2 separate regions of the Homo sapiens genome follow, and region 2 is linked to region 1. A link is an interaction called in ENCODE POLR2A ChIA-PET data of the cell type or tissue named here. Cell type or tissue: GM12878. All regions are shown on one strand. Each heading gives the region's core, and the rest is flanking DNA. Links, peaks and the distances in the headings are about the cores only. Region 1 has its middle 120 kb from the start of LINC02227. Region 2 has its middle 260 kb from the start of LINC02227.

The links. Peaks named below come from ENCODE experiments on the same cell type or tissue, not always from the same donor. Only the 100,000 strongest peaks of a DNase experiment are listed, where the experiment ranks them.
Region 2: POLR2A ChIA-PET joins it to region 1 with 5 read pairs; 2 of 35 experiments call an interaction of 5 or more read pairs at or near these places.

What each region holds. Positions count from the first base shown.
Region 1 is chr5:158,530,132-158,535,523 of GRCh38, forward strand. No RefSeq gene overlaps it. Among named protein-coding and RNA genes, the nearest start is that of LINC02227, 120 kb to the left of the region's middle. In GM12878, for the core only: no CTCF peak of the experiment used is centred there; no DNase peak of the experiment used is centred there.
Region 2 is chr5:158,667,489-158,672,880 of GRCh38, forward strand. No RefSeq gene overlaps it. Among named protein-coding and RNA genes, the nearest start is that of LINC02227, 260 kb to the left of the region's middle. In GM12878, for the core only: no CTCF peak of the experiment used is centred there; a DNase peak (open chromatin) is centred at 2,818.

The DNA.
Region 1 (5,392 bases), core at 83-5,082:
TGGAAGAAATATTCATCTCCCCAACTCCAGGCCTCACATTTTCAGCCAGTTGGCTCTATTGTCTTCCAAGTCCTGTGCTCCAGTTTATCTCCAACAATGGAATGGTCATTGATCACTGGGGAAAAATCATCATTAAAAGTTGTTATATCTCTTTGCAATTCATCTGGAGGCTTTAAGCCTTCAAACCAAGACTTGAAAACTTGTGAAAGAGAATGAAAAATGTTCTCAATGGATCAGAAATTGTGGAGTTGTGAAATATGGCCTGTGGCCCAAGAAGCTTAGTCTTCTTTAGAATTTTCCACACATGCAACATGAATGGAAATCAGTTTTTGTGGTCCAAATCCCAAGTACTCTGAAGTAGTGAAGTTCCAGTTGAGCTAGTTAGGGAAATTGTTTATAGAATATCCTATACAATATCTGTATTGGAATATGATCTTCACATATGGATTGATAATTGTATTAATGCATTGATGGATGCACTTTAGATGATGGAAGGAAAAGAGTGTACTTCAGGTTGATCCTAAAGTTTGGACAGGACGTGGATAGGTGTGGAAATAGAAGTGAAGCTTGAAGTAGCTGATTCTCCTGCATCTCATACAGCACAGGGGTATGAATCTCAATTTGGCTGTTTACTAGCTGTATAATTTGGGGCAAGTCATTAATTCCTCTATGCATCACTTTCAGTATTCAAAAATGCATGATAATAGGCCAGGCGCGGTGGCTCACTCCTGTAATCCCAGTTACTTGGGAGGCTGAGGCAGGAGAATCGCTTGAGCCTGGGAGGGGGAGGTTGCAGAGAGCTGAGATAGTGCCACTGCACTCTAGCCTGGATGACAGAGTGAGACTCTGTCTCAAAAAAAAAAAAAAAAAAAAAAAAAACCCATAAAAGTGCATGATTATACTGTCTACTCTGTTGAAAGAATAAAGTGAAATAATGGTCTTTGCAGATCAACTCATGACTGGTTTCTCATCACTCAGGGCTCATATCAACTGTGAACTCCCCAGTGAAGTCCTTCCTGACCTCCACTTGGAGACTCTCAACTCTCGGCTGCACCATTCTCTGCTCTATTACCTTGATTTTTTTTTTTTTCAGATATTTGTCACTCTCTGTAACAATCATATGTTTATATTTGTTTAGGTGCTTATTGGCTTCACTCAATAAAATGCAATCTGTTGGAGGTTGGGGAGCTTATGCTTTTGTTCACATCTATATCCTTGGTGCTTAGAACAGAGACTGCCAGAGAGTAGATGCCTGAGAAATGCTTTTCAATGCATGCTTGAATGAATGAAAACGTGATAACCACTGGGATGTTTGTTAAAAAATACAAATGCCCTGGAACCCTAGAGACTTATTCAGAGGCTCATTCTGAGGACTCCAGGAAATGGGAATGTTACAAATTCTTCATTTGCAACTTGGTTTCAGAACTTTCACATTATAAAAATTGTCTTTGCCCTTAAGGAACTTTCAATTTTAAAGGGCAGACAATATCACTGCTTTGTGAAGGAATGACAAACATCTCTACCAATTTGATCACCATAGGACCAAACTTGGGCCGCTTTGGCCCTCTGGAACTACAGAGAAAAAAAATAGAAGGACAAAATGCTTTAAAAGAAAGAGGAGAGAGGAGAGGGGAGGAAAAAGGCAAAGATAGGGTGAGATGAAAAGCACACAATAAGACACCCCTCTGCAGAGGTCTGTTAGAACAATGATAAAGAAATAAGAAAAAAAAATGCAGAAGAAACAGATGTAGCTGCCAGAAGTTAAATACACATCTGTTAAGAATGCTCTTCTCATATGCAGGGTCAGAAAAATATGTACAAATGTAGCACCTCTCTGATTGACAGAAAAACCTCAGTTCTGGCACTGGGAATCTTGTTTTCTTGACAGCACTTTGTTTTAAAGCTGGAGGCAGAGAAATGTCTTATGCATGTCCTTAAACTGGAAGGCCTTTTGTTCAGGATACTTATACCATTTGCAGATAATGATGTGCATAGCAGTTTCAGCTGTCTGCATATGCATTTTTATGTTTTTTTATGACAGCTCTGCGTACTGAACTAAAAGGCCATTTAGAACTGTCAGGCACTGACAAGCATTACCCTTTACATTTACAATTCTGTTAGCGTGCATTGTCAGGTGGGCTCACCAGACTGCAGAAATGTGATTTTCTTTGAAACCTATGTATGACTTTAATTTAATACAGCAGCCTCAAAAAAAAAAAAAAAGAAAGAAAGAAAAGAAAAAAAAAGAGAGTGTGAGCTCAAGAGAGCTTTATTAAGTATTCTTTTTTCATTAATCTCCTACTTTTTTGTTTTTGTAAGACTCTTCCTTTATTCCTTAATCTTTCTTCCTTTTCTCTTTCTCTTCCCTCTCTATTATTTTCTCTTTTCTTCCTTCTTCTCTGTAGATTCCTTCATGTCAAGCAGAAGGCAAGTCAGACTAGGGAACTGACTATACCTGTCTGAGCCATGCCAGACTCTCTCTTACTTTCCATTTGGCCTGGGGTTAATTTTCATTCAAACCAATTTTTAAAAGATGTTTGGCGCAATGTAGTGGAATGACTATCTAGATAATGGGAACATGGAAAGAATTCATTTAATCCAGCTAATGACTTATCATTCCCCATTATCACTACCACCTGTCTTTGAGAGTCCGTTTTCCTCCCCCAAAACATTTTCTCAACAGTCTGGAAAACTGTTCCTATAAAAGACACTGGCAAGCACTGGAAGAGAATTGAAGGCAATGTGAAGAGGTGGTTTTGCACTGCAGGATTATACCATCCACCCGGGGTAGCCGGCCACGTGCATGAAACAGAGAAGTTTCAGCTCAAGCTAGGCTGAAATGAAATGCTGACATGTATATGCTGACCTGAGACAGATTTGCCAAAGAGGGACGAAGCTTCAGTGAGCCCCTCTCACTTGCCTGTCTCCTGTGCATTCTGGAGGTGTTTGGGAGAAGAAGCCAAGTCACAAACAGAATGCACTTTTTAATCAACATTGCTATTAAACTGCTTCAAGAGATCACAGTGAGGGGAAGGGGCCTGAAACTTTCAGTCTCCCTCTTTTACCTTAACTTTGCATTCATAATTTTGTATCCTTTGTCTTATAAAGGATTCCCCAAATTGTATAAGCCTCAGGTCCCATCACCCTGGACTTGTCTCTGCTTCTGACAGCAGCTTCTGCAAGTGATTTAGTGAGCAATGTGTTTGGGGCAGTCAAAGTGAGTTTTCTTTAAAAAGCTCATCTTCACCTGGCCCTCCATAAAGAGCAGGATTTGGCTCGGTGGAAAGGAGGGCCACGTCGTATCAGCAAACAGAGTTTCAGGAAAATACTGATTAAAGGATAAAATTCTAAAAGCCAGGGTTTTAGGCAATTGACAAGTATTTTTTTTAACTTTTTAAAGTTGAGAGATACATAAAGTGCAACGTGCACTAATCTTAAGTGTGTGGCTTGGCAAAATTCACTGTCCATAAAACCATGGAGCCACATCCAGATCAACATCTACAACAGTTCCAGCTCCTCAGAAAGTTCCTGACTTCTGAGTATAAAATGTATAATCCCCGCACCAAATTTTTCAGAAAGGCCAAAAAGACAGGATAGATCATACTGAGAATGCTGAATTTGGTATCGGGAGAACATATTTTGTGTTGTCCCATGAATGGAATGGCTGTTCAGAAAAAGAATCCAACCCAGAGGGGTGGAGAGGTACCGCCCTCCTTCCTTCACCCTAAGAATAAGAAACACTCTAGCACACAATTAATGCCCTGATGGCAATGCCCAGCTTTATGTGTGGACAGCAAAAAGTGGTACCTGTTATATGGACGTTGACTTGCAATTTTGCTTGTGCCTGCAGTTATACAATTAGAATTGTATAACTTTGGGTTAAACCTTGCCCTTTGCATTAAGTTATTTGAAAAATCATATTTGCCACCTTCAGTGTGACTGGTGTCATATCAAATTCTAAGAACTTTCTTCAAATTTGCTAATCGATAGCTTTTTTTTGTTTTTTTTTTCTGACAAAGCAGTGGGATGAGGCTCCCAGGCTCCTGATAGCAGGTAGAGGAGAGAACGAGACCGCAAAGAGGGAAGCCGAGAGGAGTGATGAAGACCCTGGCCCTACCATCTACTCAGGCTGTCTTTGCAGCCACACTGTGAGCCCAGGCTGGTTAACGCTTCCTCCTGGAGGAGAAAAGCTAAGAGAGAAAACAAAATCCATGCAGCGCGCTCCCCCTCGGCCCCTCCTCTCTGTCTCCTCTGTGCGCTAACCTCCAATGCCCTGCGGGAACCAATTACAGTATTCTAATGAGTGTAGTTTCCAATAACTGCATTTGACGGGCCTGTTACCTCCTCATCTCAGCTCACCTTTCCCAGCCATGAAGCAGGTGGCCCAGTGCTTGCTCACTGGCCTGGCATCTCCCGGTGGAGTCACCAGGGATGCAGGGCCATAGGGATGTGTGTGTGAATACTGGTGTTCACAGAATGCAAAGGACTGTGGGCCAAGCCAGCAAGGAAATAAGCCAGGCAGGTTGGTGGCTTTGGACAAACATGGTTCACTTGTTTGAAATAGTCTGTAGGGACCAAAATGAAGAGTCATGTTTTTTAGAAAGCCCCTGTGTCCCGGATATGCTTGTAGAAAAGGGGTAAACAGTGGTTAAAAGCATGAACATTGGAGTGAGGAAGACTTACCTGAGACTTATTCCCCATCACTTACTAGCTGCGTGACCTCCAGCAGTGCCTTCATGTCTGAATGAGCCCGGGTTTTATCATCCATAAAATGGGAACGATAATAGCCCCTACTTTGTACAGTTGTTTTAAATATTTAAAAAATAGTGGATGCAAAGCCCTTGGCACTTTTTTCATTGGCTTGCTGAATAATATGGAGCTATTGTTATTCTAACACAGATTGGGCTAATACAGATGGAAATAAATACACATTTTTATCACTTACTGGCAAAGCCCTGCCCCTTTTCCCTGGTTCTGCTCTTGTCTCTACCCCTACTGTCTCAGACTCCACTCAGCACTATGGTATCACCTCTGTTCTTTGCAGCCATTATAACACAGGTGACTTGGATGTACAGGCACCAAGATATATTAACTGAGGAGGTAAGTTTTTATCTATGATATGCATGTATATCTATATATGTAGGTATAGAAATGCATGAAAAGGCACTGACCAAGTTAGTGGCACTCCAAGTTATCTTGGAGTGAGAAGCGGGAATAATGGGAGTAGCGTAGAAAGGAAGATAATTTCACATTTTACTCTAGCTACTCCTTGATTGTCTTTTTTTTCCTTTTTTTTATTTTTTATTTTGGAGACAGAATCTTGCTCTGTCACCCAGGCTGGAGCACAGTGGTGCAATCATAGCTCAAGAGGAGTCTTGAACTCCTCAGCTCA
Region 2 (5,392 bases), core at 180-5,179, 140 kb after region 1:
TTTTACAATGCACTACTGTCAATTGATTGGTCAATTGTTTCTAGAGAAGGGAATACAGGGATAGATTTTAACATGCAATATAGTTCATTGTTTTAATTACAAATTAATGCATACTAGTCAAAGAGAAATGCAAATTACAATCACATTGTAATACCACTACACATTAACTAGAAGAGCTAAAATGAAAACAATAGAGAAGATCAAGTGTTGATAGAGATATAGAGCAACTGGAACTCTCTTAGGCTGATTGTAGAAAAGTACATTGTTATAACCACTTAAGAGAACTATTTCCAGTGTATATTAAAGCTGAATGTCCACATGGTTTATGGCACAGCAATTCCATTCCTACCTATATGACCAACAAATATGAGTACATATATTCACAAAGAAGGGTTCTATAATATTTATAACTACAGTATAACATAATATATTGGATATATCTTATAAACACAATGTTACATAAAAGAAGCTAGGCCCCAAAAATGTATACTATATGACATCATTTATTAAATATATTAAAAACAAGCAAAAGCATTCTATACTTTCAGAAATCATAGTAATAAGAGCTCTTGGAAGAATTAGTGTCTGGAAGGAAGAAAAAGAGAAATTCTGGGGTACTGATAATTCTATTTCTTGACCTGAGTGCTGGTTACATAGATTTGATTAATTTCTGAAAATGCATCATGCTGTACACATATGTGTGCTTTTCTGTATATATGTTATGTATGTAGTATGTACTTCATTCAAAATCTTTAAATATAAAAAAGGCGAAGAAAATATGTATTCCCCCTAAGCTGTTAACTCAAAATTATTATGGTCAATATTTTACACTATGCTCTTTTATTCAATATTTATATATATTTGAATACACATATTTTTTCTACAAAAATTGTATTGCACTATAGTCTCCACTTAATCTGATTCTTTCTTAGCAATATACTGTGACTATCTTCCCATGTCTGTATACAATGCTCTATTACTTATCGTTGGGACAATTCAATCTTGTGAATATAATTTACTTAACTAAACCCCTATTGTTGGGCATGAAGGTTGGCTCTAATTTGACCTTTTCTGTGAATTGTTATAATATGAATCATGGTACTCATCTCTACTTTTTTTAAATCTAGGAATGGAATTGCTGGTCAGGAAAAATGCAATTGTAAGCTTTTAAAAATCATCCTCCAAAAATAAAATTGTACCAAAAGTGTACTTCCATCAAATTTGATGGAAGGACCCATTACCCTTGCCAAGATTGGGGATTATGATTCTTGTTCATATTTTCCATTTGACTGGGACAAGTACATTATATATTTATTTTGTGTTTTTTATTACTGCAAGAGTTAAACATTGTTTTCATATGTGCATCAGCCATTTATATTTCTTCTTTTGTGAATTTGATGTTCATATGCTTTATATACATTTAGAATATCAACTCTTTGTCCATTTTATATTTCAGATATGATTTCCCAGTTTATTGTTTGCTTGTTGGTTTCTTCATACCATTTTGAGGATACAGTCAAATCTATCACAATTTTCCTGTAAATCATTTATTTAACTATATTTTCTGAAGTGGTTTTTTTTTCATTTAAATTGTTATGTCTAGAATTTACCTTGGTATGTAAAGTAAGATTCTTTTTATTTTTCATTAACCATTTTTCTTCATTTATTGAATAATACCTTCTAAGATGAGTGTACTATAAAAAGCATTTGCTTTTTTCAAGGACCAAGGAACAGAAGTTTTAATAAAAGATTTTAGCAAATCCCAAAATTCAAAGAAGTGGGTCTCTATGAAGATTTAATATTTTATTCAACATACTTGAAACAAAATTTTGCTTATCAGCATTCTAAGTTGCTTACACACTTCTTAGTCCCTTTAAAGTCTTCATCTGTTTAGAATGTTAACTCTTTGTCTTCCAAGATATGCATCAAACTGTTTCAGCTGATCTCTGTTTTCCTGTTTGAGAAATAGTAAATGATTGACAACATTGGTTGGATCTGAGTGTAGCTAAATTTGAACATGCCAAAAGCAAATATAAGAAGTCCTGTTGTTCATTTCCTTCACAAGTGGAATATCAGCCATGTGCCAAGTATGGTGCTGGATGTTGGGAATACAGTGCTAAAGAAGGTGTGTTCCATCCTGCCCTCCCTGAGTTTTCACTTAGATAGGCACACTGATACAGTGATTGAGTTTTATTTGTAGCTTTGTTATTACATGAGATCAGGTATATGATGTCCATATATATACACATATATCTATGAAGTACTTAGAACAAAGTATACAAACTGAATTTATAATGAATTACTTTGTAACATAATTAATATGTTGCCTATCAAACATTAATTGGACTTGGGAATATGTTTGTTTGAGTGTAGCCTTAAAAGTGATTATTATATGCAAAGCTTTTTAATTTGTTGCTTATGAACCGTGGTCACCAGCCCTTTCCTCATATCAATCAACATAACCACTGTTCTAGGCTTGGCTTCTTTATTGTTAGGTTGGTAATGGAGAAGAGGAAGAGGGGGAAGAGGAAAAGGGGAGACCTCATACTGGATGAGCATAAAAGAAGTTTTATTAACTGCTGTAGATGAAAAGTTCATCATGGTCAAACTCATATACTCAAATAATGCCAGGAACCTATCTCTGTAGTTTGTAATCCCTGTTTTCTTTGCTCTTAGCTTTTCTTTCAGAGAAAACCTCACTACATGGTAGCAAAGGTGGCTACCAGCTGCTCCAGGATTGTAGCTTTCTAGTTTAGCCATCTTGCCAGGAAGTAAGAGCACCTCTCTCCTGCTCGCTCTGGGAAATGCCCAGTAGTTTCCCCATCCATCTCCCCGAACTAATCACAATGGCTAGAGAAAAGGAGAATGTTACCCATGGGCAGGTGTGTGTCACATGTCCTTGACAAGGATTGAGAGTGGAAGTGATGATGTTTCTGTTGTCAGTTTCTGTTCCCAGAATGAGGAAGATGTGTGCAAGCAAAACAGATACTCTAGAAAATTCTGAATAGCTGACTTGGGCAATCTTGCTTCCCTGTCTCCCAACAAAAGAATGCTGCCTATGGTCAAAAATAAGAGCTCTCCTATAAAGGAATTTTAGAAAGGGACTTATTTTTAAGTGCTTCTTTTTAAAGAGCACTTCCTCCTTAGCTACTAACATTGGAAAACTTGTAACACTGTTTTCTTGCATTCATTTTGTTTTGCCATCTGCCATTGACTGTCACATTTCACAAGTTAAGAAACACGTTATTTCTTTGTTTATTTTGTCAGTCTTTGGTATTCTCTGGAGAGAAATTATATATCTGTGTTTCAGTGGAATAGATTTAATCTGTTTGTTTTATCTCTAGACTCACCTAACTCCTTGTCTTTCAGTCAAAGGTTTTCTTTTTTCTCACTTGGTGAACAGGTAAATTTATCTCAGATTCTGGAAAATACAGATTTCTAAGCATATCATGGTGAGGGCTGGAAAATACAGATTCTTAAATATACTGTCTTGAGGACTTTCCCATGTAGAAAGAAGTTGGCTTAAAACTTTGTCTCTTGCTCCAATATTTTTTGGAAATTGCTGTCAATACAATTATTCAACAACTCTAAAGGAGCCAAGACTTTATACTTTAGACTTTTCAATCATTCCCATTATCCCTTTTCTGCGGCTCCCTTTGTTAACTCTCCCATACATCAGACATCCACAGTCTTATAAATTATGTCATATATGTATATGTTGTACATCTGAGCTTGAGATTTGAGGCAAATCCTTAAAATGTTTGCCTTCCCTAGTAATTTGCCTGATGTTATGGGTTGCCTTCTGCTCAATAATGGGGATTGACTGAGGTATCCTGGTTATATTACAAAAGAGAAAAGCAGTTGACCAACTGGAAGCTTTACTAGATGTGTCAGTGATGTGTTTTCCCTGAAAACATTTGATTCCTATCATTTAAAGTCTAAGAAATATTTAGGTGCTGTTCATTAGGCTTAAGTTATGCTTATCTTCAAGTTGCCTAATTATTTATTTGCAGGTTATACTCTATGTATTGGACATCCTTCTCAGCCAACTACATATAAACATATTACATGGATATATATTATGTTTAATATATAGCACATCATTAGACAAATTAGCACATACATTTCTTATCACTAATAATTAAATGCATTAGCACTTTTCACTAGCTGTCTTCAAATTATCTGGCTTCTTTCCCCCGTTTTCTTTTCTTCCAAAGCATCATTCTCCAAGTACATTCCATGGAGCACTAGTTCTGGAAGATGCTAATGAGTGTTACCAAAAAGAAGTTGGGGTTTCTCATTCAGTTATATTTGGAAAAGACTGGATGACATACATTAAGCCTTTATTATGTCAAGCACACATTGTTATCCTCCAGACAGGTGACTCTCTGTTTCCCACACCAATGGGAAAGTGAGGCAGGTCTGACAATCTCCTGAGACTAATAATCCACCAAATACAAATTGGAAGGTGCATTTTTGAAGCTATATAACCAATGTCAACATTCCCGTGATTTAATCTTTCCATTCTTATCTCTTCTTCTTCTGGAAGGGCTAGGAGCTGCCCCTTCAGGATTCACCAAAGGATATCATGCAGGCTATCAGTGGAGCAAACATTGAGTCCCCTGATTCATAACCTCATAGCTTCTTACCACGAAATTGCCTGTTTGGCTCCTATTAAATTCTCCTGGAATTCATCTAAAAGTACAAAATGATGAGGGCGTACTCTAGTGGGAAAGAATTTATGGGCTCTTTAAACCTCACTACCTATACAATTAGATCTAACAGTAAATTGGAGCACTCTGGAGAAATCCAGTTCTTCTTTGTTTCACTTGTAAGTCATGGTCAAATGGAGTAACAAAATCAGTTATGATGTCTGCCAAAAATATGTAGTTATTAATCTCGTATTATGGTATGAGGTGTTTAGAATATTGGACAGGTGCTCAGAATATTGGATAGGTGCTCATATGCTCTGAGTTGAGACAGGTGTTGGAAAAAAGACAAAAATATGTAAGACAGGATTCCTGTCCTCAGGGGAAGATAAGACTAACACAAACAGTTGCTTGATACATAAGATGGTATATTGTTAACAACAAAACTGAATACAGAGTAGGCTGTTGACATTCAAAAGGGACAAGTTCAGAGACCACTTGATCCCCCAGTATGTACAATTTTATCACAAAATGCATGGGATGAAAACAACAACACTGAGTTGAAATGTGAATGCTGATGAGAACGTTCAGCTCATTCATCAGGTAAAATATTCATTCACAGGAGCCCTACTGATCTCCAGCTCAAAGTTTCTGCCTTGGTCAAATGGCCAGTACTTCTGAGTTGGACATTTTGGAAAACTAACAAGTGGTTAAACCAGAGTGTAAAATACATGAATGCTGTT